Regions from separate parts of the Homo sapiens genome. Here region 2 is linked to region 1. A link is a loop called in an ENCODE intact Hi-C map of the cell type or tissue named here. Cell type or tissue: dorsolateral prefrontal cortex. All regions are shown on one strand. Links, peaks and the distances in the headings refer to the core of each region. The heading gives the core; the rest is flanking DNA.

What was found. Peaks named below come from ENCODE experiments on the same cell type or tissue, not always from the same donor. Only the 100,000 strongest peaks of a DNase experiment are listed, where the experiment ranks them.
Region 2: a loop joins it to region 1, with 6 times the contacts of the local background. A loop is called at or near these places in 2 of 110 quality-filtered maps.

The regions. Positions count from the first base shown.
Region 1 is chr9:133,568,453-133,578,689 of GRCh38, forward strand. ADAMTSL2 (ADAMTS like 2) reads left to right here. Exons shown (of 19, transcript NM_014694.4): 14 at 1-34; 15 at 151-306; 16 at 956-1,126; 17 at 1,879-2,055; 18 at 5,391-5,535; 19 at 6,294-7,067. The coding sequence ends at 6,412. FAM163B (family with sequence similarity 163 member B) reads right to left here. Exons shown (of 3, transcript NM_001080515.3): 3 at 8,629-10,237. Among named protein-coding and RNA genes, the nearest start is that of FAM163B, 36 kb to the right of the region's middle. RefSeq lists enhancers at 2,864-3,504, 9,158-9,773. In dorsolateral prefrontal cortex, for the core only: no CTCF peak of the experiment used is centred there; DNase peaks (open chromatin) are centred at 4,499 and 4,797; H3K4me3 peaks cover 1,166 bases; H3K27ac peaks cover 1,350 bases.
Region 2 is chr9:133,503,774-133,514,010 of GRCh38, forward strand. No RefSeq gene overlaps it. Among named protein-coding and RNA genes, the nearest start is that of MYMK, 16 kb to the right of the region's middle. RefSeq lists enhancers at 5,209-5,928, 8,865-9,551. In dorsolateral prefrontal cortex, for the core only: a CTCF peak has its summit at 5,879; DNase peaks (open chromatin) are centred at 5,952 and 6,253; H3K4me3 peaks cover 529 bases; H3K27ac peaks cover 2,731 bases.

The DNA.
Region 1 (10,237 bases), core at 526-8,525:
CGGGCCCCAGTGGGAGATGTCGGAGTGGTCCGAGGTGAGTGCCTGCGGGAGCAAGCCGGGGGTCGGGAAGAGCTGGGGAGCTGGGCTTGGGAGATGGAGGTGGCTACACCTGTGTCACACCCCCCCTGCCCCCTCCCCCTGCCGCCCCAGTGCACTGCCAAGTGTGGGGAGCGCAGTGTGGTGACCAGGGACATCCGCTGCTCGGAGGATGAGAAGCTGTGTGACCCCAACACCAGGCCTGTAGGGGAGAAGAACTGCACGGGCCCGCCCTGTGACCGGCAGTGGACCGTCTCCGACTGGGGACCGGTGAGGCCTGCACTGAGGGGTGGCTGGGCGTGCGGCTGGTGAGGGGACCCAGAGCTTTGCCTTGATGTGCCTCAGTTTCCATTTTTTTCCGAGGCAAGGGTGTGAGGTCAAGAATGTCCAACCAGCCTTCTCCCATGTTATTATAGGAATCAAAACTTCTCTCCAAACACGTGGCCAGCATCACCTTCCCTCTATCACCTGTTTATCTCTCTGTATCTCTCTCTGCCTTTGTCTCCCTGTGTGTGTCTGTGTCTCTGTTCCTCTGTTGGTCTGTCTCTGTCTCCCCGTCTCTGTTTGTCTCCGAGTCTCTCTGTCTGTCTCCCCATCTCTGTCTCTCTGTGTCTGTCTTTGTCTCTTTCCCTGTCTCTGTCTCTCTCATCGAGAGAGATGCTCAGATGCTAGCTGGGGTCGCCTCTGGGTGGTGGGTGCACAGATGATCTTTTTAAGTGTGCTTTTCTCTGTGTGCTTTTCATCAAGCATGCATTATTTCTGTAATTAGAATAGAAAATGTTATTTAAAAAGTGGTTACCATGGCAACCGCTTCGACACTGCCTGGGAGCCACTCCTCTCCCTTGGGACTGACATCCAGGGCCCCTCCTGGTGTGGCTGCCTCTCACTGGATGTCCCCTGCCTGTCCTCTCCCCTGCAGTGCAGTGGAAGCTGCGGGCAAGGCCGCACCATCAGGCACGTGTACTGCAAGACCAGCGACGGACGGGTAGTACCTGAGTCCCAGTGCCAGATGGAGACCAAGCCTCTGGCCATCCACCCCTGTGGGGACAAAAACTGTCCCGCCCACTGGCTGGCCCAGGACTGGGAGCGGGTGAGTGCCCCAGAGCCCGCGGAAGGGCCTCCTGGTATCTGGAGAGCATTTGGCCAGAGAGGAGAGCCAGATGGCTGGGACCACAGATGGGTGAAAAAGAGGAATTCATTGCAAATTATGAAGGGACAATTCCCTAAAAATTAATTTAGAATACAAAAGGCTTAAAAGGTAGGAAAACACCTTACAAGTCCCCAAATCTCAATTTTGCATGGCTCAGTGGTACGTGCAGAATTGGCATTGCCCCCAGCCTGGGCCCCCAAGTCCCTGGGACGCAGAAAGCTAGGGACAGGGGTTGTTTTGGCTGCCTGCTCCTGGCCCAGGGGCCTTTGCGACCTCTGATCGTGACCAGTGTGTCTTCCGCACCCACCTGTCATCGTCACCAACTTGCCATTTCAGACGAGTTGCTCTCCACAAATTGCTTTCAACCAGCAGCTCCCGGCAGGTCACTAAACCGGATAATCTCGAGCCAAATTGTTTTCTGCTAAATTGATTTTGGCCAAATCATCACTGGCCAGATTGTCATTAGCCAATTTGTTTCAAAACAGATGGTTATGTGCTAAATTGCTTTTGATCAAATCCATCTGGGGCCAAATGGTTATCGAACAAAGAGTTTCCAGCCAGTTTGTTATGCACTGGAGCATTCTCACCCAATTGCTATTGACCAGCCCGTTGTCACCAGAGTCGCCGTGGGCCCTGTGTGTAGGGTCCTGCTGGGCCCTGGCGCTGACCCGCTCCCTCTGCCCCGGCCTCAGTGCAACACCACCTGCGGGCGCGGGGTCAAGAAGCGGCTGGTGCTCTGCATGGAGCTGGCCAACGGGAAGCCGCAGACGCGCAGTGGCCCCGAGTGCGGGCTCGCCAAGAAGCCTCCCGAGGAGAGCACGTGTTTCGAGAGGCCCTGCTTCAAGTGGTACACCAGCCCCTGGTCAGAGGTGAGCTCCCAGCCGGCCCCTCTGAGGTTGCCTGAGGCCAGACCTGAATGTCGATCCCGCCCCTCCCGCCTCAAGCCTCCTTAAGTGCTTCCTGCTCCTCCCTCCCTGACAGCCTCTGTGAGGGCTTTCCTTCCCGGGAAAGCTTCTCAACTCCACCACGTCAGCTGGTGCGAGAGCCAGCACCTCCAGGAAGCCTTCTCTGATCTTGTCCCTGGGATCCCTACGGCACTCGTCCTGGGCCTTTTTGGGCCCGGGAACTCCGGCCTCGAATTGTGGCCTCTAAGTTGCATGTTTGGCAGCCCATGTGCCGGACACCGCGGGACAGACAGACCCCAGGTGGGCGGGGGGAGCAGATTGGGCTGAGGCAGACACAGGCTTGGCCCTCTGGGAGCCACAGCCAAGGCAGCCGCTTGGAATTTAGGGAGACAGTAATAGACATGCACCCCCATGTCAGGACACCGGCGGGGCCAGAGGGAAGGGCAGTACGTCTCCTGCACGGGTCTGGCCCCTCCGAGATTCTTTGACTCTTGGGCCCCCAGAATGCCCCAGCGTCAGGATGTGAGGCAGGACTATGCTGAGATCGCGGTTCTCTTTGTAGAGGGGAGGAGAGCCCTCCCACCCTGAGGCCCTGAGGCACGTGTGGCAACCCTCACCCAGTTCTTTGCCTGAAGGGTCTCCTCTCTCCCAATAGTGCCATGAGGAGAGGTTCTTTTCCCCATTCCTCAGAGGTTCAGGGAGCTCTCTGGCCCACTCGGGGTCCCACAGTTACTGGGGGCTGTAGCAGACATTGGAGGCCAGGCCTGTCCATGGCACTAGAGTGAAACCCAGGTGGGGTGTGGCATCTGCAAGGGAAGGGGGGCCTGAACCAGCTCATCCCAAGGGGCCCTGGGCAGGGAGCCCCGAGGTGGGTGGGCAGCCCTGGTTTCACAGAGGGGGTGGCAAACTGGGTGCCCCCTCGCCCCCAGTTGTCTTGCAGAGCAAACAGGTTGCTTTCACCTCTCCTGCTGTTTTCCCCTTCTGCTGCACTTCCTGTGGGGCCTCCGGGTGACTCCAGAGCCTCGCCATGTGCCAGTGGGTGCCCCTCTGCCTTCTGGGCCCCACGGAGGCAGCCCTGTCTAGACTCCAGCTTGAGTAACTCACATCAGCTGTGACACATCAGCCATCCGTGCCCCTTTCACAGCAGCGCCAGCCCTGGCCCCAGACCCAGCCGCCTCACACCTGGCAATGCCATGAGCTTCTGAGAGGGGGACCTGGGGGTGTCCAGAGGGTATCTGGGAATCACTGGGCAGGTGCTTCCATAGCCAGGCTGTTTACCTGGGGTCTCCAGCTACCTCTGCCCTCAGTTTCCTGATGGGCCAACTCTGAATACCCAGGCGACAAAATGGGGGTGTCAGACGGAACTCAGAGCCTGGAACGTTCATGGTGAAGTGCCCAGGTGTGTATCAGGCCCTGGCGCCCGAGGGCTCCAAGTCTTGGTTGCTGTGGCGGGTGGATGCAAGATCCTAAACCTTATGAGTTCAAGGCAGAGAGTCCAAGAGTCTGTGAGGAGCGAGCTGGGGACCCCAGTGCGGCCCTGCTCAGAGATTGGGGTCCAGGCCCCGGGCCCTTGCCAGGTCCCAGGCTCCTCGTGCACGCTTGGTGGTGTCTGGCCTCCACCCTGCCCCGCCACCCCCCACCCCCCACCCCGCCCCAGGGCCTCTGCCTGCCCTGTAGCACACATGCTTGTTCAGGAGGGAGAACACACACTCACTCATTCCCTGTTGCCCACCAAAGGACCCCCGAGTGAGGAGGGGAAAGGCTGAGGGTGGGCCTGGGGCTTCCCAGGGGAGGCCTGGGCAGAGCCAGGGCCTGAAGGGTGAGCCGGCTTTTGCCGGGAGTCAGCTGGAGAGACCACGGCGTGCCGGGCCCTGAAGCCTCCTTCTGGAAAGGCTAAGCCCGGTGGGAGGGAGAGTGGGAAGGGGCAGGGAGGCTGACTGGGGTTCCAGGGCCCCAGGGAGCCAGCCCAGGTCTGTAGTTTGGGAAGAGCACTAGCTTCAGATGGGGGGGCCACTGTGGGGCCAGGAAACACGGACCCACTAGGTGCAGGTACCTTGCTGGGTGATGAGCCATGGCACGGGGGGAGCCATGAAGCGATGAAGCGGGGACCCCAGAAGGACAGCCTGGGGTGCTGGGGAGGAGCATCCCCCTAGCCCTGATGAGGAGGTGGCAGGGCCAGACGAGGTGCAGCTGGCACAGACGGCTGGTGGGCGCGTGGACTCCTTCTTCCTGGTGGCTGCCCCCCGATGCCGGTGCATAGCGGCGGCTCAGTCAGTGTTTGTTGCCCCAGCTGCCCAGTCCCATCCACTCCCCAGGGGCAGAGGAGCTGGCACCAGGGCTGGCCGGGAATGTGCTGCTCTCCAGAGGCACGTCCAGAGGCTCCTCAGGGCCCTGCCAAAGGCTGATTGTCCTCACGCCGTCAGCGCCAAGCCAGCCTCTCCTCGCCTGCAGACGGTGCCAGCCCCCACCCCCTGGCTCGGAGCAGGCAGGCAGGCAGCAGTCTTTCTGCCAAGTCTTAATCGGTCTTCCTTGCTCCTTTGCAAACAGAAGTGGAGAGTGGGTCCCAGGGCCAGGGCCTCCCACCCCACCCATCTCAGAGGACAGAGGGCTCAGGTCCCAGACGTGCCTGGATGATGTGGGGTCACCCACATTGGGGGGAGTGTGAGGGAGCCACCGCCTGTGGGATCTTGGCAGGAGGACAGCAGGGTGACTGGGGCCAGCAGATGTCTCTGGTGTTCTGGGGAGCTCAGCGGGGTTTTCCAAGGGGAACATCTGGACGGGGAGCCACTGGAGGGGGTGGTGACTTCGCGAGATGCATTTGATCGGCCCACAACAAACAGTCTGCACCACAGACCCAGGAAAGCTGGGGCCAGAGGACCCTCAGGGAGATGGGAGAGGAGGGACCACCCCTCACTGTGCATCTGGGGAGACTGAGGCAGCCCTGCGTGGGGAGAGAATCAGATCCTCCTGACGGCCAGCTAGTGCCTGGACCCCCTGGGAAATGAGAGAGGAGGGACCACCCCTCACTGTGGATCTGGGGAGACTGAGGCAGCCCTGGGTGGGAGACAATCAGAGCCTCCCGAATGCCAGCCAGTGCCCTTTTGTCGGCATCTCAACTCAGCCTTGGAGCCGCAGGTCTAGTTTCAAATGGGCTTCCACGGGTCCTGTGTCAGTTGGGACTCATGGCCGCCTGGGAAGGGTGGGGTGGGGAAGGGGGAGTGTGCAGGTTCCCCGCCCCCTGCCCAGGCCCCTGCCCCATCAGGAGGCTTTCCCCATGCCTTCTGTCTCTCCCACACCAGTGCACCAAGACCTGCGGGGTGGGCGTGAGGATGCGAGACGTCAAGTGCTACCAGGGGACCGACATCGTCCGTGGTTGCGATCCGTTGGTGAAGCCCGTTGGCAGACAGGCCTGTGATCTGCAGCCCTGCCCCACGGAGCCCCCAGGTGAGGCGCGGGGAGGCCGAGGGTGGCTCTGGGAATTCCCAGGGGAGGCGAGGACAGAGTCAGGGCCTGAGGGGTGAGCAGACATTGCTCACCTTGATGGCGAGCCTGGGAACCAGCTTGAGAGACCAAGCTGTGCAGGGAGTGGGGGCTCCCTCCCGGCATGGCCGAGCCCCACTGGGAGGGGAGAGAGGGAAGGGGAATGGGGGAGGCCTGACTGGGGCTCCATGGCCCCAGGGAGCCATGCTGAGACCTGTACTTTGGGAAAAGGGTCAGCTTCAGATGGCAGGGCCACTGTGGGGCCAAGACCTGAATCCAGGATGACTCAGCTGGAGCGGCCAGGGGCTGGCACACAGGGGGCAGGGAGGGGAGCAGCTGAAGCAGGGCCTGGGCACCTGGAGGAGGGACAGGGTGCCAGGTGCAGGGCACGTGATGAGTTATGCTTTGGATACATTGAGTGGTGGACGGGGGGCCCCTGTGGAACCCTTGGGGATGCTTAGGCCTCTGGGTGTGACATCTGTAGCTCCTTTAGGCATCACTCCTCTTGGGACACAGATCAAATCACCTGGCATGATCTGGGACAGCGACATCTTGGGGACAGAGATGGGCCAGGAAGGAGGGGGCAGAGAGCTAGAGATGGAGACCCACCACGGGGTGGGAGGCCCACTGCCCCTGGAAAACGGCACGTGGGGGTCCCTGGGGTTTTCGCCCCTTGGCCACCTCCTGAAACTGCCCTGCTTCGCTCTGTGTTCCTTCTCCAGATGACAGCTGCCAGGACCAGCCAGGCACCAACTGTGCCCTGGCCATCAAAGTGAACCTCTGCGGGCACTGGTACTACAGCAAGGCGTGCTGCCGCTCCTGCAGGCCCCCCCACTCCTAGGCCCGGCAGCTGCAGCCCCTTCCAGATGAAGACCAAGCGCCCCTCCTGGGGCTGCTGCAGCTTCTGGGGCCTCCACAGACCCCCCTCCTGCGGGGCACGCTGGCCTAAGAGACGTGGCACTGAGCCTCGGCTGTCGAGAGGGGACTTCCCACGGCCCGTGGACCTTTGTGCTCCTGGGGCAGAGCCTCCGGCACCCAGTGGCCTCCCCCAGACAGAGCCACCCCTGCCGTGGGAACCTGTCCGTGTTCCTGCGTGGATCCTGTGTTTGTGGCTCCCACTCCCCAGCCCCCCAGCAGCCCCCAGCCGAGGGGCCCAGGGCCCACAGCCAGCGGTGGAGGTGTCTTGCTCCGGGCCCGTAGCCCACGCCCTCTCTGGGTGGCAGGGCCTTCTGAAGGAAACTTGCAGGCGAGCCCAACGTGGTGGGGGGCCTTCCTCCCTCAGAGGCCATGGGGTGAGAGGGGCTCAGGCAGCCAAGGAGGCCCAGGCGTGCTCCCTCTTATGGAGCCCCTCCCATGGAGCTCTCTTCCCGCCGCACTTTCTACCCCGGGCAGAGGCGCTTGCCCACGGGACGTTTGGGGATGGACCTCGGCCCCCGCCCCTGCAGTCAGCGTCAGTGCTCATCTACGTTAATAAAGTGGTCCTATTTATGGCGGCATCATGGGGTCTCAGTTGCCTCTGGCTGGAGAAGTGGGTGGCCTGGGGATTGGAGGGCCCAGGCCTGGCTGTGTGGGGTCCCTCCAGCTCACTGAGGCCTCAGGGGCAGGGGTGGGCCGTGGGGGACCACAGCACCTGCTCTGAGGAGAAAGACAGACGCAGATAAAAGGCAACGAGAGGCGTGGGGAGTGTGCAGGGAGGGCGTCTGGGGACACTGGGACTCAGGCGCTGGAGTAGGAGTGGACATCTCGAGCCCATCAGCAACTGGTACAGGACCTGTGGGGGCAGGGGGCAGGGACCTTGGCTAAGGTGTAGGGCACCCACCTCCAAGTGCGTGGGCAAGAACAGAGGAGATGAGGCAGGTGTTGGGGGCGCGGGGCTGGGCCCACCTTGAGCCTCAGGAAACAGCACCGTCACTGCCGCTCCTGGAGCTCATGGAGGGCTTCCTGACCCGGACTTGTGGGTGCAGGAACGCAGGGGCTTCTGGGGAGGGGCTGCTTGGTTGACCCAGCAGCAGGAGTGGCTTTTCCCAGACAAGAGGGCAGCAAAGAGCACTCAGGAGAGGAAAAGTGACACAGCTGGAGGACGCTGCATGGGAGGAAGGACGGGGCTGTACCGCCCGGAGAGGCCCCAGGAGGTGTCTCTGAGCACGCAGGCAGTCGGGAGGTGAGTGGCTGCCGGGCTGCTTCCTCGATGTGAGGCCAGCTTGTTCTCAGACTGGGAGCCACAGCAGCGTCCATCACAGCTTTAGGGGGGCTTCTGAAGGACTTGGGGCTCTGGGGAAACTAAGGCAGCACCCCCCCCCCCAGTGTGTTCTTGCCTCTGAGTGTGCCTGCACGCGTGTGCACTGAGGCGCTGCAATCAGGATGGTCCTTTCAATCCCTAAAGTCCAGGAATTAAGAGGCCCCTGGGATGGACTTGCTCAAGGTCACCAGCTTGGGCCGGACAGAACCGAGTCCTGAGACCCCGGGGTCTGAGGCCTCTCTGCCCACCTCACCCTTTGCCCGCCCTCACCTCGCTGTTCTTCTCTCCTCCTGTGTCCCCCAACCCACATCTTCCTGTCTTACTGTTTCCTCCCGGCTTCTCCTTTCTGCCAACATTTATTATACACTTACTGTATGCCAGGTTCTGTGCCCAGCACCTCCTCGGTGCTGCCTGGATTTATCTTCCAAAGGTCCCCACGATATAGGCATCGCGATTACCCCATTGTGTGGAGGCTAAAACTGAGGCCCAGAGATGCTCTGTCACTTGTCCCAGGGGACCCAGCCTGTCCCCCCCACAACCCTCTGTCCAGGGGTTCAGAGTCCACTCTGGTAGTTCTCAATGCTGGAAGATGGATAGCCACCGGGAAACTCAAAATCAAACGTGGCCCACTGCTGTGCCCCCAAGCCAGAGAGGAGCTCTCGGCCCCGCCGGGCAGAGCCCTGGCCTGACTGGCTGCATCCGGAAGGAGAAGCTGACTCTGCCTCCTGCGGGGTGGGAGGAAGCCCCTCCCAGAAGGTTGAAGAGCGTGGGTGTGGACGGCCTGGACACCCGGGAGGACGGAAGACGCTGCACGAGAGTGTGGGAGATGTTTTATTGGCTTTCACTTTCCTCAGGGAGCCAGCGGCTCCCCCAGCAGGTCCCCACGGTGGAGCCGAGTGAGCTGGGAGGGATGGGTGCTTACTTCGTTTCAAAGAGATCTACATATCTACAGAGAGGATGGAGACCAGAAAGGAATTGGGAAATGGAATCATGAGGGCTGGGCCCTCATCCCCACCCCACCCAGCCCACCCCCCACGCCAACGCATCAGAAACAGACTTCACAGGATGCACAGAGGAAGCCAGAGGTGTGGGCGGGCCCGGGGGGCCGGGGCTGCGAGGGACCTCAAGGGCGAATGCCACTGGCCTGTCCAAACGAGGCAGGAGAGAAAGTAAGAGGAGGAAAACAATTGAGAACATAACGATTGTGACTTCGTCAGCCGTTCCCCCGACGCCTCTGGAAACTGGCCATTTCGTTTTTGAGTAAGGGCAAGAAGTGTCCTGCTCAAGCCACCCCTCCGCTCAGGGAAGGTCACTGCCCGGCCAAGCCTTGTCTTTGAGGGCGGTGCCTTCCCTGGGCAGAGAGGGGCTGCCCCGGCCCTGGGGCTCCATGGCAGGGCACAAAAGGAGAGGCAGAGCCCCAGAGAGGGAAGGGGGCTCCTGGGGCCAGGCTGCTGAGAGGAAATAATTGCCTCTTTCTGGGTGAGGAAGAGCTGCCTTCCTGATGGCTGGTGTCCTGGGATGTGGGGCATTTCTCTGGGGTAGCCATTGACGTCATTTCCTTAGCAGCAGGAGAGCGGGTGAGAATTCCCAGGAGACCTCAGCCTGGGTGGGCGCTTGGTGGAAAGTGGGCTCAGATGAGGTCTTCAGATGGCAGCAGTAGGCTCTGGCTGCTTGGGGTCCACCAGGAGCTGGGCCAGGCCTCCTAGGTCCTGCTGAGAAGCAGGTAGGGGAGGTGACCTGCAACTCTGTCTCCCTTGGGGATCTCAGTTCCTGTTGAGACCCACAGCCTGAAGACCTCTGTCCTCAGGGTCTCTCCTCATCACACAAGATGGGGAGACTGAGGCCCAGGGGTGGGAAGGGCCAGCCAAGTCTCACGGGGAACTCGGGGGTTTTCAACCCCTGGGCCATGGCTCTGCCCCTGACGAGCCCCGGGCTGCCTCCGTTCACTGCCGCTTGCTGGCCCTGTTTCTGGCTGAGCACTGGGTCTATACATTTCCACGTTGCCTCTCCCACGGCAGGGGGACTGCGACATGGCCTCTCCCTCTCCCCGTGCCTCCCTCTGCCACCAAAAAGCTGGTCAGGGCGGAGCATCCCAAGGGCCCTGATGCCCCTGAAAGTCTCCCTTCTAGGGGGCAGCTGGTCCATCTTCAGGGAGCTCAGCACGTGTCTCAGCCTAGGCAGACACTTGGCCCTTGAACCCGGAAGAGTGTGTGTGTGAGAGAGAGGGAGAGACGGGTAGGGGAGAGAGAGGGAAAAATGGAGAGAAAGAGGCTGGAGTTCAAGGTGGAGGAGCAGAATCCTTGGTCTGCAATTGCCAGGGAGGGCCTTGCTGCAGGGCCCTGGGCCTCACTGAGGTCATCCCTTCCTTGAGCAGGTGAGAAGGGTGAGACCCAGGGAGGGGGTGACACATGGAGACCTCCTGGGAAG
Region 2 (10,237 bases), core at 1,249-9,248, 64 kb before region 1:
AGTCTGCTTCTTCGTGATGTCTTTTGAAGGGTAAATATTTACAATTTTGATGGTCTAGTTGATCAGTTTTTTTCTTTGATGGATCACACCTTTGGTGTCATATTTAAGAAATCTTTGCCTAATCCAAGGTCACAAAGATTTTCTCTGATGTTTTCTGCTAGAGGTTTTCTAGTTTTTGGAGTTAATTTTGGGGTGGGATGTGAAAAAAAGGTTGAGGTTCACTTTGATGCCTCGGGACATTGATTTGTTCCAGCATTATTTGTGTTAAAGACTGTCCTTTGCAGAGTGGGGGAATTCTCTTTTCTTTTCTTTTTTCTTTTTTCTTGACAGGGTCTTGCTCTGTCACCCAGGCTGGAGTGCAGTGGCGAGATCTCGGCTCACTGCAACCTCGACCTCCTGGGCTCAAGCAATCCTCCTGCTTCAGTCTCCTGAGTAGCTGGAACTACAGGTGTGCGCCACCACGCCCAGCTAATTTTTAAAATTTCTTTTGTAGAGGTGGAGTCTCGCTATGTTGCCCAGATTGGTCTTGAACTCCTGAGCTTAAGCAATCCTCCTACCACGGCTTCCCAAAGTGCTGAGATTACAGGTGTTAGCCATTGCACCCAGCCTGAGTGGGAGATTTTTACACCCCTCTCTCAGGAGTTGATAGCAAGTAGGCAAATACTTGGTAATGACAGATTTAAGCAGCATCGTCAAGAAGCTTGACTTGACGGACTCACACAGAAGGCCAAGGGCAGGACTACACGGGGCCGTCATGGAAGCTGACCACATGCTGGGCCATAGAGAGAGACAGCCGCTGTGAAGGCTTGCCGTCTCAGAGACTGTGTTTTCTGACCGACCTCAGTACCAGTTAGAACAATAATGATGATGGCGATAAAATAGTTTGAAATCGCCCTTATCTGCAAAGTAAGGAAGAAGACATCATCATGAACATTAGGAGGGCAGTCCGGTACCTGTCTCACAGGGCAGTTGAGAGACCTAACAGCCGCTATCCAGAAAGCACTTCTTAATTTTTTAATTAATTAATTAATTTTTGAGATGGAGTTTTGCTCTTGTTGCCCAGGTTGGAGTGCAATGGTGTGATCTCAGCTCACTGCAACCTCCACCTTCTGGGTACAAGCGATTCTCCTGCCTCAGCCTCCCTAGTAGCTGGGACTGCAGGATGCGCCACCACGCTCCGCTAATTTTTGTATTTTTAGTAGAGACGGGGTGTCACCATGTTGGCGAGGCTGGTCTCGAACTCCTGACCTCAGGTGATCTACCTGCCTCAGCCTCCCAATGTGCTGAGATTACAGGCGTGAGCCACTGCGCCTGGCCCATATTTTAAAATAATAATAATTATTATTATTTTTGTAGAGACAGGGTCTCCTTATATTACCCAGGCTGGTCTCGAACTCCTGGGCTCAAGCACATAAAGCACTTCTAACAGTGTCTGGCAGGCACTGCGAGAGCCAATGATGGGAGACTCAACCTCCTCCCCCTCCTTCGTGGCTTGTTTTCTGATTCATGTACTTGTTACTTGCTGGGTGCTGTCTGTGGGATCAGTCAGGCACTTGGCTGCCTAGAATTCTGTCCCACTGCACTGTGATGAGCCCAACAGCCAAGATCCCTGCGAGCTCACAGCTCAGGAGGCGGTGCCTAGGGGCTTCGCTGGTCCACAGTGAAGACCTCTGTTGGGCCATCCAGTGGCAGAACAGGGCAGGACAAAGGAGGCCGTGAGTGCAGTGTACAGCACACAGGACTCAGAGACCCCAAACTTGGGGCCGTGTCCTGGCTCTGTCAGTGTGAGGTCTCACCCATGCAGACACTCCGTGGATCCTTGGTTTTCCAGCTGGTGAGATGGGGAAGCCAAGATGACTAAGATGCATGGTGATGAGGAAGTGGTCCCAGGTGCGAGAGCCTGGTCCAGGCCTAAAGACCGTCACGGGAGTGATCTCGACAACTGGTAGGGCGAAGGCACCATGGGACCCAGCATAGAAGAGCAGGTGTCTGCAGGAGGGACAAGTGGAGCTCTGGGGCCTCTTAGGCTGCCTTCTGTGCTGACATCTTTGGTTCTGCCATTGTGGTTTCTGGAATGGGCTGGCAGGCCAGGGGCCAGAGAACGCCCCAGTTTCCTCTGCCCCTCCTCTCCTACCTCTGGAAGGCTCAGGCAGCCAGGGCCGGTGGTCTGAGGCTGCAGCTTCCCGGAGCTCCAAGCCAGCAGCAGACGCTTATCAGCCTGCTGTGGTGCGGGGGCCGAACTCTGCCCAAACGTCTTCCAGATGTGGCCGCAGCTACTCGATAGCCTGGCTCCAGCCGGGGCTCTAGGCCAGCAGGCTCCCGTTAGCCTAGCTGTTAGGAAAACAAAACCCAATGAAGGCCCAAGGGACCCAGCTTCTCGGAAGGGAAGGGAGTGATTGGGCAGAAGCCCTGGCCAGGCCCGGCCACTGGCCCTAAGCTTGGGGTGGTCATGGCCGTCTGCTGGCTCCTCTGGGCTCCTCCTGGGGTGAGCCTGGGCCCCCTGGCTAAAGGGGTTCCCCTGTGTGCAGGATGCAGCTTTTGTCTCTTTTGCTTCTCCACAGTGTGTGCGGGTGGGGGGCGTGGGGTCATGTCCCTATCACCGTAGACAGGATGGCAGCTTGACAACATGGTGCAGTTTGCCGATGAGCCTGAGGGGCCGGTGCACCTCTGCTGCCTTCCTGGCCCAGGGCGGGACTGAACCCAGGCCAGGTTCTCAGTGGGGGGGTGGGTGGGGCTGGGTCCGATGGCCCCGGCAGGATAAGCAGGTGTCACTGCTGGAAGTTTTGGGGACTGAAGGGCCTTACCCAAGGACACACAGCCCCAGGGTGGGTACTCCAGAGCCAGTTCCTTTCTGGCTCATGGCCTGCTCCCGCCTGCGGCCGGTGTGCAGGTCAGCGGGGTCAAGGCTGTCTTCTGTGGTCACTGACTAACTGTTTTTTGCATGTGGACTCGTCAGGGAGGCATAAACCTGCCCTTGCCAAGACAGATATGGAAAAATCCACTCATCCATTCATTTGACAAATATTTGTTAAGTGCCTGCCTACGGCCCGCCAGGCGGAGCGCGGGAACGCGATGCTGATTTAGACACTCCCAGCCTGGGTCGAGCTTCCAGGCTTCATGGGACCACATCCGCCCCTGGCCTGCTGGGCATGGTCTTGGCCTGTGTGATGCAGGCTGGGCCCTGAGCGACGGCTCTCCCGCCACCTCCGTCGTACAAAGGCTGCAGGGGAACGAATGACTAGGTAACTGGGGGTGACCTTGACTCTGTGTGGCTTTAAGACACAAGCCAGCTGTCCAAAAGCTTTGAGCTATGATTGCTGGCAACAATTTGCCTCAATACCCCTCCCAGACCAGGGCAGCTCCCCGCAGGCTGGGGGCCATGGCTGAGAACTGCTGGAGGGACACACGTCCCAGGCACCACCAGTCACCGATGACTGGGCTTTGCACCACTGGAAAACCAGCTGGGGGACTGGTGGGCCCCCAGTGAGCCCTGCTGATGCCACCTTCGCTCTCCCAGCGCCTCCCTCCTCCCCACACTCCTGCCTGGTGGACTTGGCTCCCTCCCGATGGGCAGCAGCCTTCCTGGTCTCTTTCTGCCACTGCCCACCTCTTCATGGAAGCCAGACCCACTGTCAGGCTCCCCCACCTAAAACCCTCACATCCTTAGAACCTGCCCACTGACGCCCACCTTGTGCAGTTCCCAGACAAACCCTGTTAGATCTTTCTCCCTCTCCCTGGGCCACTGGCCCCTTCTCCTTCGGGTCTCCCAGCAGCGCCCGCACTGGGCAGCCTTTCTGACCCAGCGCCTCACTCCCCCAATCCCCCGCGATGGCTCAGTTCTGGGTCTGCCTCCCCCATCAGTCTGTGCACCATCGGAAGGCAGAGCCCAGGTCTGCTGGACTTGTGTGACTCCTTGGGGTTGGGAAAGCTGTGCGGCACATGGAGACACTCAGGAAGGGGCGACGTTTAAACTGGGCCCTGGGACCGAGCCCCCTGTTTCCTGCTGTTTCAGGTCAAGCGTTGGGGCGGCACAGCAAGACCAGGGCAGAGCTGGTGATATGACACAGGGCACGATTCACCCGAGATGGTTGGAGGGGAAGGGTCACCCGTCAGTACTTTCACACGCAAGGCCACGCCACGAGGCCAGCCTGTGTCTGCCTCCCAAGTCCTGCTCATGGGCTCAGTCGGCCACAAATCCTCCCCCTTGAGGGAGGGCAGGAGAAAAGCCCAGCAAAGCCACATTTTTCCTCCACCTTTGGCCACAGGTGACCATGAACACAGGACAGACACACCCCAGACTCAGTCTGTCTCCCTGTCCTGGGACAGAAGCCGGCAATGGACACACAGTCTCCTGCTGGCACCGTTCTCTCCACGTGGGCAGTGGTGGCTTTCTTGCTGCCCCAGTGGGAAGGGTGCAGCAGGTCTGGGGAGGTGCAGGGCACAGGGGCATGGCCAGACTCAGAACCATGGAATGACAAAGCCATCATAGACACGGCCCGAGGGTCGGGCATCTGCAGGCTCGCACGGTTCAGTCCACTTTGCTTTTCTAGCTTCAGTCTCCAACCTGCCTCTTCCAGGCAGCCTTCCTTCCTTACTTTCTTCATCCATAATTCTTGGGCACTTGGTATGAAGCAATTTGTTTCCTTGGCAAATGTGGGTATTTGGTTCCTTAACTGCAGTGAATACTCCCTGATGGTAAGGATAGAGACCCCTCTTAAATTCTAGAGATTTGGTTGGGCACGGTGGCTCACACCTGTAATCCCAGCACTTTGGGAGGCTGAGGCTGGTGGATCATGAGATCAGGAGTTCGAGACCAGCCAACATAGTGAAACCCCGTCTTTACTAAAAATACAAAAATTAGCCGGGCATGGTGGCGCACACCTGTAGTCCCACCTACTTGAGAGGCTGAGGCAGGAGAATCACTTGAACCTGGGAGGCAGAGGTTGTGGTGGAGCCGAGACTGCGCCACTGCACTCCAGCCTGGGCAACAGAGTGAGACTCAGTCTCAAAAAAAAAAAAAAAAAAATTCTAGAGATTCATTGTTTTGCCCTTGACCAATAATAATGAAAATAATAATGATTGCCATTAAAAGAAGTATTTTAAAAAATACTGTGCTGGATGCTTTATAATAAATGTGTCATTTAATCTTAACAACATCCATATGAGGCAGGCACTATTATAAAAGGGGAAACCAAGGCCAAGAGAATGCAGGGAACTTGCCTGAGCTCATAGAGGGAGAGCTGGGGTCCTGACCCCCACCTGCCCCATCTGCTTCCTGCCTCTTCTGCCTTTTAAACTCCCTGACACCTTTCCAGCCAGCCAGCCTCTGACTTAATTTACTCAAAGGGGCCCGCGTGGTCGGCGGGGTGAGGCTGCTGTTCCCATTCACAGGTGGGGAATCTGGATGCAGAGATGGGCAGAAATGGCCCCAAGGTCACCTGGCCATGGAGAGGTGGCCTGGCAGGGGGCCCCAGGGCTGCAAGCACTCTCTGCTGCCTCTAACCACCTTAGGCAGCTTGCTTTGGTAACAAGCTAACCGGCAAAGAGATTTACACCCCGGGGCTTCCTGCCGACTCTGCAGAAACATCCCTTGCCCACCCCTCCTCCACATCCTCCTAGCCAAGCCCCTGCGGCTGAGACCAGGGTGAATTCCTTTCCCGGCGTCCAGCGTGCTTGCCCTAACTACAATCCCAGCCCCGAGAGCGGGACAGTCTATGAAGTAGATGGGGAGCTGTAAAGCCTTTTTAAAAGGGGCAATAAAAGTTTTGGGTTTCAGATCGTCTTACTGGAGAAGAGAATAACAGAGACAGGAAATTTCAGTAGCAGACACGACAAAGGCCACAGCACACAGACTGCCCTTAGACAAAAACGCCTCCGCTTGTGCAAACAGAGGACGGCCTGGCAGGGGGCACTGCCCCGTGCCATGCCAGCCTCACACGAGCTGCCGGGAGCTGGAGGTGGCTGCTACAATAGCCTGTTTTGTTTACATTGCTGTTGAGTGTTTAGAATACGTCTCCGCGTTGGTGCTGCCTGAGGTGTGCAGCACTCTCCCCTGAGCTGGGCTCCTGCTATGTGTGCCAGGAGGGGGTGTGGTGTGTGCCCCAGCACGGGGCACAGGCGTGGGCAGGTCGGGGCCGGAGTGTGGGGCTGGGGCGTGGCTGACCCTGGCACTGGGATGGGTGGGGCCCAGGCTGCTTCTGCTCCCAGGCTCGGGGAGGCTGTTGCTGGGTGTGTGCCCACCCATCCCCCCAGAGTGGGAAATGATCCAGCTGTGGGAGCACATGGTCATTCAGTCACCAAGAGTCCTCAGAGCTGTCCCATCCCTTTTGTTTCCAGCAGATGCACCGTCCTATGCAGTAACCACCAGCCACATGGACAGGGCTGCCTGATCAAACAGAACACTCTGGGATAAACTCGATTTCAGATACACGATGAATCATTTTTTGGTATAGGCGTGTCTCACGCAAGTGTCTCTCCAATAGCTCCCGGGGCACGCTTATGCTGCATGATCGTCTGCTATAGATCTGAAATTGAAACGCAACTGGGCGTCCTGTATTTCATCGGCAACGCCACCCATGTGACTTTTTTTTTGGTATTTTTAGTAGAGACGGGGTTTCACCGTGTTAGCCAGGATGGTCTTGATCTCCTGACCTCGTGATCCGCGCACCTCGGCCTCCCAAAGTGCTTGGATTACAGGCGTGAACCTCCGCACCTGGCCGGACCCATGTGACTATTCGAACTTAAATTATTTAAAATGAGGATAACATTTAAAGATCCAGGTTTGGGGTTGTACCAGCTACGTTGCAGATGCCCAGGCACCAGGCGTGTTGGGCAGCCCAGAGCATCCCCACTGCTAAAGCAAGTCCTCTTGGCCAGTGCTAGCTGGGGACTCCTAGTGACATCTAGAACTACTTTTCCAAGAACTGAACTCACAGTCCCCAGGTCTCCCGATCAGGGCTGGGGAGAGGGAGTTCTGGCTGGGGCGGCCTTGGAGGCCCTTTCTCAGATTCCAGGGACACGACGCCCTCGGGGCTGGCAGACATAGGGATTCAGAGGTGTTTGCATCTGCAGGCCATAATGTTTCTTTCTTGTTAACTTGCAGCGTTGGGGTGACCATTCTGGGTGTCAAGGGAGCAGGGTGGCCCCTCCCGGGTGCTCCCTACCTGGCTCCCTGGTCAGAGCCCCCAAGATGTCAAAGTGGGCCGTGGTGCCTGAGGCCATGGGAGGGAGACACAGCTGGGGGGACTGGCAAGACCCTGGCACCGTCTCCCACCCAGCAGCCACTGTCCCGAGCTGTCTGACGTCCCTGGCCCTCGGAGTCCTTATTGGCAAAGTGGGCTCAGGACTGTGTCCTGGGGCCCCCGAGGGGTCGCCTGTGAAGGGGAGGGGCCTGCCCCTGTCGGGAGGGTCGAGGCTGGGCCTGGAGCCCGGGATCCTGCAGTGGTGGGCAGGGACTGAGGGCTGGAGCGCGCCTCCTAATTGTCCGTGACTTACAGACTTGGCCAGGCTCTGGGCGGCCTTCGTAAATCGCTGCAGTGAGGAGCCTGCCAGTGTGGCCCTTCGCGCTTGGCAGGGCCCTCGTCGCCGCCCTGCTCGGAGTGGCCTGCCGCCTCCAACTTTCCATGTGCTGCTGCTGCGAAGCGGGAAAGGGGGGTGCTGGCTGCTTGCTGTGGTGGGGAGGGAGGTGGGGCGGCCACCGTGCAGGTGCCTGCTTCTGCAGGGATGTCCAGGGCTCTCCAGCTACGGGGTCCCCAGAGCCTGTCCCCTACAAAGCCTGGTGTGAGGCTTATGTGGTCTCCACACGGGGCCAGAGGGGAAGACGCTGATTCAAGGACACCCCGTCTTTTCACAGTGCATGTAGCGTGTGTGGGTGTGTGGTGTATGAAGTGTGTACATGTGTGCACGTGCGTGTGTGTATGTGTGGTGTGTATGTGTAGTTTATGGAGGGTGTATGTGTGTGCACATGCGTGTGTGTATGTGTGGTGTATGGAGTGTGTATATATGTGCACGTGTGTATGTGTGGTGTATGGCATGTGTACATGTGTGCACGTGTATGTGTGGTGTGTGTGTGGTGTATGGAGTGTGCATATGTGTGCACATATGTGTGTGTATGTGTGGTGTATGGAGTGTGTACATTTGTGCACGTGTGTGTGGTGTGTGTGGTGTATGGAGTGTGTATATGTGTGCACATGTGTATGTGTGGTCTATGGAGCGTGTACGTGTGTGCATGTGCATGTGTGTATGTGTGGTGTGTGGTGTATGGAGTGTGTATATATGTGCACGTGTGTGTATGTGATGTATGGAGTGTGTACATGCATGCATGTGCATGTATGTGTGGTGTATGGAGTGTGTATATGTGTGCACGTGCATGTGTGTATGTGTGGTGTATGGAGTGTTTATATGTGTGCACGTGCATGTGTGTATGTGTGGTTTATGGAGTGTGTATGTGTGTGCATGCATGTGTACGTATGTGTGGTGTGTGTGGTGTATGGAATGTATACATGTGTGCACGTGCATGTATGTGTGGTGTGTTTATGGTGTATGGAGTGCATACATGTGTGCACATGTGTGTATGTGTGGTGTGTGGTGTATGCAGTGTGTACATGTGTGCACGTGTGTGTAGGTGTGTGTGGTGTATGGAGTGCGTACATGTGTGCACGTGCATGTGTGGTGTGTGTATGTATGGAGTGCATACATGGGTGCACTTGCGTGTATGTGTAGTGTGTGTGGTGTATGCAGTGTGCACATGTGTGTACGTGTGGTGTGTGGAGTGCGTGCATGTGTGCACATGCGTGTATGTGTGGTGTATGGAGTGCGTACATGTGTGCACATGTGTGTATGTGTGGTGTGTGGTGTATGGAGTGTGTACATGTGTGCACGTGCATGTGTGTATGTGTGGTGTGTGTGCAGGCATGTGTGCACCTCCTCAGGTGGACTGGAAGCGTACAGAGGCAGTGCCATGCCTGTCCCTCAACCCCAGGTCAGGGCTTAGAAGTTGGGTGTCTTCAGCCCTATGATGGGGACACGTAGGACATGTTCCAGTTCCCCTGCTGGGTGGATGGGCTTGGAGCCCTGGATGCTGGAGCCTTGGCTTGCTCATACCCTGAGAGCTGGGGAGAGGGCGCCAGCCTTGGGCTGCTCTGCATTCAAAGACTCCGGGGCCAGGAAAGGGCTGAGCTTGGCTGTCCTCTATGCCTGCCCTTCAAGGCCAGGAGGGACGCCAGGTGAGGAAGGGGCAGGCCAGGGCCCCTGAGACTTGGGGGATGCCAGGCCATCAGGGAGGGCAGCAGATGGGGCCACCAGGCCAGGGTGTCAGAGCGACCGTATGGGGGAGGGGCCTAGAGGGCCACCCTGTCCCCAGCCCAGGAGCGGAGCCAGCTATCTCCCAGCCCTGGAGGCAACAGGGGGTGACTCTAGGACAAATAACCGCCCTCTTTCCATGGGCAGTGGACCTGGGCAACCACTCCCAAGCCGGTGGCACCGTCTGGAAACACAAACAGGCCCCAGACAGGTGTAGGTAACTTCCTGCCTGACAGATGGGCCTGGAATCGCTGGGTGCCGGGGGACGCAGGTTGTGAGGTGATGTCTGGGACCTGCTGCCACCACCCCCGCAGTCCTTCACAGACAGCACCGCCCATCACGCAGCAGGGAGGCCCAGCCGAGGGAGCCCGGCATTTGGGCCCTGCAGCCTCTGCTCACGGGCACTGCACCCAAACCCATCACCTTTCCACGCTGGGGACGGCGTGCAGGGCTAAAAGCCAGCATGCGGGTGCTGAGGGCCAGAAGCGGAGCTCACACCTCCCACACCAACCACTCTAGAGGGGCAGCCCCCGCTCTGGGCCCTGAACAAGCGGCTGGGGTGGGAGGGATGACGCTTGGCTGAGTCTTGTTTTAAGGGTTAGGACGTATATAAAGTGTCTGGGGTGCAGTGAGGTTGATACATTGAGGCACTTCTTATTGGTTATAATGAAAACTGCTTGATTCAGGGACCCAGCGGGAGGGGTGGGGCCAGAGTGGGCTGGGCCAGGGATCCAGCTGGCCCCGCTGGCCCCAGCTTCCTAAATGGGGTCGCTCGGAGCCTGAGGACACAGGACAGAGATGGTGATAGCAGTTTCCAGGAGAAAACTGAAGACATGGAAGCCCCCCCTGTCATGGCTGGCACCCGGCTGGGACTCCTGGGCTCCTGGCCAGCAGTGGGGTGGGCAGACGCCAGACCTAGGGCTCCACCAGACATGCC